Linked DNA regions of Mus musculus: region 1 is linked to region 2. Evidence: chromatin loops called from intact Hi-C (ENCODE). Cell type or tissue: left cerebral cortex. All regions are shown on one strand.

The links. A loop is a pair of places that touch in the nucleus more often than their neighbours do. Peaks named below come from ENCODE experiments on the same cell type or tissue, not always from the same donor. Only the 100,000 strongest peaks of a DNase experiment are listed, where the experiment ranks them.
Region 1: a loop joins it to region 2, with 2.1 times the contacts of the local background. A loop is called at or near these places in 4 of 42 quality-filtered maps.

What each region holds. Positions count from the first base shown.
Region 1 is chr15:34,817,549-34,820,048 of GRCm38, forward strand. The region is part of intron 2 of Gm32970 (a long non-coding RNA gene); the gene reads right to left. Among named protein-coding and RNA genes, the nearest start is that of Kcns2, 19 kb to the right of the region's middle. In left cerebral cortex, no CTCF peak of the experiment used is centred here; a DNase peak (open chromatin) is centred at 1,421.
Region 2 is chr15:34,741,972-34,744,471 of GRCm38, forward strand. No RefSeq gene overlaps it. Among named protein-coding and RNA genes, the nearest start is that of Nipal2, 65 kb to the left of the region's middle. In left cerebral cortex, a CTCF peak has its summit at 1,257 (motif pointing right); a DNase peak (open chromatin) is centred at 1,265.

The DNA of each region.
Region 1 (2,500 bases), 76 kb after region 2:
CCCAAAGAGGGCCTCACTGCAAGTCCTAGTAGAGGCAATGATAGAGAGACTGGCAGGCAAGCCTTCTTCTTGTCCTAACCTTTGAAACAAATTGATAAAATGAGAGACTTGCCTTAGAGTCTAAGGTCTTTGCAGCCTTGTATTATAGGAGTTCATGAAAGAGCATCATGGAACAGTGTATTTAAACAGCACTGACCCATTGTGCTTCAAACTCAAAGAATCCAGAGTAAGAAGTGGCCAAAATATCACCCATGCGATCAGTAGTGAATTGGTGTGTGGGAGATGGGATGTGGCTTACAGAAGAACAGATGGGTTCCAGAGGCCACAGAATATTAACCCTGAATATCTAGAAGGAGGGAGAGGTGGCTGGGTGATGAGGATGGGGCTCCCTCAGTCTTGTTCAGACAGCTGAAGCTGAATAGGACAGATTTTCAAATGTGTACACCACTAGGACTCTGCTCCCATTAATCAAGGTCTTCTTTCCCTCTGAGTCCAACTACAATCTCATAATTCCTCTCAACATTAAGACTACTCCCCTGCTTCAACACTGAGACTTTTGATGGTGATAAAGGGCAGGTGATAATTCCCCACATTCTAATTTGTATGCCCTGACAGTCCCTCCAGGTCCCTTGTCAGGGACTCCTGGTCTGATTGCAGGAACTCACAATGCAGACTCACTAGAAAACCACAGTAATGGGAACAGGAGGAACTAGCCCTGAGGTACTTTCCTGCAGGAGAAAGTCTCTGATGCGAAGAGGCCAGGCCATGAATGCACAGTCCTAAGGAGCATTTGTCCCGAGGGGCCTTCCCTAAGGAGACAGTCTCCAAGAGAAGACACCAAATCTGCCAGCCCTTGACTCAAGCTTGCTGAATCAAGAAGTCAAACAGGAGATACCCAGCCCTCAAGTCCATGCCCCAACCACATGCACTAAGCAGTGTCTCATGTGCAGTACCTGCCAACAGCCAAGACCTGACCCTCTGACTCCCTGCCCTCTTCCAGACCTTTCCTGTTCAATTTCCAGCACTGCTGGCCCTATCCAGTTAGTTTTGAACAAGAGAGAAACATTTTCTTTCTAGCTTGTTTATTCTCATTATGATTTTCACAGCCAATTCTGGTAAATCTGCTATAATAAAAGTCTCCATTCATTATCCGCATTCTTCCAAATGATCTTAGTTTGATTTGAAGTCTAGTTCTGTTAATATTTTGTCTTAAAAAAATGGCAGTGCTCTCCCACCCCCCGTTTGTAACTCAGCTATCAGCTGAGGACTGCCCCACCCCTCAGCATCTGTGCTATGTCTGATGGCAGATTGTATTTTCCAAAAATGGCCACAACAGTATTTGCAACCCCACATGCTCATTATAGAGGATTGCAACTCTTCCATCAGGAGATGGGAGCTGGGTCTTCTTTTTCCTCTTGAACCCGGGGAGTCCATTTGACTGAGTTGACTAGTAGGATACTCTAGAGATGACTCAACAGGATTTCTAAGAAGCTGGGTCAGGGAGGCAGTAAAACCTTCACCTGGTGGCCTCTCTCATGGCACGTGCCTTTGGAGCCACAAACAGCAACATAAGCAGCCAGCCCCTCTGAAGATGCTCTGCTAGGTATATCATAAGAAGGCACCATGTAGAAATGGGAGGGATTTTTGAAGAGCCCAGCAATTATTCCTGCTTAGATGTGTGGACGGGGAGACTGTGGAGGGGCCCAAGCTACTGATACCATATGTTGTTGTTGCCTCAATCCCTCCCTGACATTCGTGCTGATTCCTGGAGGGAGCGGACGGATACTTTACTTGTGGGTTGTGTTCTCACACGCTGCCTCTGCCTGCCTCACATTAATTCTTCTAAGACATTGGATCCAGGTTTTGGGGCTCCACAAACATCTAGGAACAAGCATTTGCGTGAGTAGTGATGGACTGCGTGCAAACTTATGGTTAGGTTATTGACCACAAGGGGCCTTGTCACTCTGTTCTCTTTTCTCTCACCTCCGCTGATTTGCATCCTCTTCTCATTGATCTGGGAACGAAAACTCTTTATTTTCTATTATGAAGAGAATTTACCTCTCTCTAGACGCTTACTCTGAAACTTCCATACTTAACCTTATCAAGAATCCAGTCTTTACCAGAATGGCTTGAGGTTGTAGGTAGGCAACCTGGTTTGTGTGCGTGTGTTGTAAAAGAGATTCAGGAATACAGGAGAGAACCAAGAGGTCCAAATTGCCCAAGGTTGGACAGTGGTGGCTCATGCCTTTAATCCCAGCACTCAGGAGGCAGAGGCAGGCGGTTTTCTGAGTTTGAGGCCAGCCTGGTCTACAGAGTGAATTCCAGGACAGCCAGAGTTATACAGAGAAACCCTGTCTCGAAAGAAAAACAAAAAACAAAAACAAAAAAAGAAATTGCCCAAGGTTAGCTACTATGAACATATGAACACTGTCCTATTGGTACACCAGAAATTTCCATAGCCCACCACACCTGTGAGGAGTCCATGATTATAATTATTCCT
Region 2 (2,500 bases):
TTTTTTTACTCTAGATTTTCCTTCATGCCCCTAGCTCAAGGTGCTGTGAGCACGATTTTCAGGTCCAGTGGTTTCTGGATCCAGTAGATGGCCAGGTGAGTGGGAATCCCCTTGGTTACTCCTTTTTTGTTGCAAGCAATCCAACTACAAAAGAGCAAGCTGATTCTTTCAACCTCGGAGCTCCATGAAATCTAGTCTGAAAACTACTCAGGGCTCACCTTCCTGGGATTCCAGGTCAAAGAATATGCTGGATTTGCACTTGAGAGCTCATGGAAATATTCAAATTCCCAGCAAAGAGATCAAGCCTACACCCCTAATCTTATTGCTTGGGCCAAATCTACTTGAATGTGGGCTTCATCCTACCATGTGACCAAGCATTTACAAAATGAGACTGGGTCTCTGTTTCGTGAGAGATCATACAGTAGTTCCAGCAGCACACTATGTGTGTGTATGTGTGTGTGTGTGTGTGTGTGTGTGTGTGTGTGTGTTCATGCTCAGTTGTAGCTTCTACACCTGAAGCCAGCCATCATGCCGGCACTGACCGTTGCTAAGGGGGGCATGTATGTGCTTACCAACTACAGGTTCAGTAACACACAACATCTGGAGGGAGGGAAAACAACCCTAACTGTGACCGACACAGTTCCTTTGGGTAATATGGCTGATACCCTGCTCATGAAGGCGGTGTTTCTCTTGTCCTCTCCTGCTTTCTTCCTCTTGATCATTCTGGAGCCAAGACCCATAGGAAGAGTTGATTTCTTTCCAAATTCGTGCGTTGGTCTTGTTGAATCTGCCAGCCCAGGGCTGCTGACACCACCCCCAGTCAAGCTATGAGAAGCACTAACCACTTCATAGACACAAGCCAAAAAAAAAAAAAAAAAAAAAAAAAAAAAAAAAGCCTCCTTTGTAAGGTATGGAAATGTCAGACGTGCGAGAATTGGGCATCATATTCAGCTACTGTGCCTTTTCCTCAGCGCTCTCAACAGGAGCAGCACCCCAGGAGAACCCCTTCGGCATGCTGCCCCAATAGCATCAGAGACATAAGAGATGATGATGATAAGTGATTATTTCCCTGTCTTAAAAGGTTTTCTTGTGTCACAGAAAGGATTTGTCATGGATTTCCTTCTAAAAGTACACACCCTAAACCCACTTCCACACATGATTCGATTTAACCCGAAAAATCTTTATAAAACACACCTAAATGCTTTTTGAGATACAAGGACAACCACGACTAAAGTGCAGCGGATCTACCCGCCAGCAGGGGGAGCTCTTCCCCCTGGTTCAAGCTGCCATTCCAGTTCTCTAGTGGTCCACCCTTTTGCTCAAAAAACTTTGCTTGGGTTTAAAGAAGGTGGAGTAAAGACAGAAGCCGGCTGTCCAAAACAACAGATACGGGGACGGGATGCGGGGGAGGAGGGTGGTGTACTTTATCCCGAGGGCAGAGGACAGCTACTAAAGGATTCTCAGAAATGTGCGGCTTTGTATTGAGGCATCCTGTCTTTTTTGGCTCAGTATCTGACCTATTTGAGAAATCTATTGAAACACGCCACTTGGCACCGATTGTGATGCTGTTAGAGAGTTCATGGGCAAGACATTCTGAGAAAGGGATTGAAGATAAGCATCAGGAGGAAAGTACACTGCCTCCAGAAAACCAAGAAAGGCAGAGCCACCCTTGAGCTGGACCGCAGTGCAACACAATGCACGCATGGAATCCAAACATGGTCCAGAGACCAAAAGCTCTCATAAGCAAATGAGGAGTGACTTTTCTAAAGAAAGAGCTGGGAAAATGGTATTTCCTTCCTGTGCTGAGAAACAAAGTAAAGATACTCTGGGGAAAAGACGTGAGCTCCTAGGCACACAACTGGGTGCCATCTGTCACCCGCAAACAGCTGTGGCATGGAGAGTACAACCACATGTCTTTAGAGCTTCCCAAAGGAACCAAGAGAAAGTGACGAAAAGGCGAAATCAGTGTCTTCCTAAACGCTTATAACAGAATCAGGCTGCTGGGCTCTCCTTCCTGGGTGACTCTATTTGGCTTCTCATGACTAGATCCTCTCTAGCATCCAGCATCCAGGAGGATCTTTAAATCTGATCTTCTTAGAATCCCTCAAGGGCCTTCCATTACCTCCAGGCTAGAGTCCTAACTCTGTAATGTGATTTGGGAGAGCCCTGCAGACTCTCATCCCCGAGGCCACCATGTCTCAGTTCTTGTCCTTTCTGCTCTCTATGCCTTTCTGAAAGCCTTGCAGTTTTGTGTTTCGGGTGGTTCTGGAGGCCAATGTCCTTCCTTCTGTCTTCCATCACAGTGCTGGTTAGATGTCAAATGCATGTTGGACACTGTCCTGGAGATGGAGACCTGCAAATGCTTTCTCTTCCCTGGGTTCTACCACACTCAGGGTCTCGTTCTCTCAGTGTGTCCCCTTCCATATCCTTTTCCTCGTTTCCGTTAAGATATGGAATTATAAATTACTTCATTATGGGAGCCACCTTGACCCCACAAGAG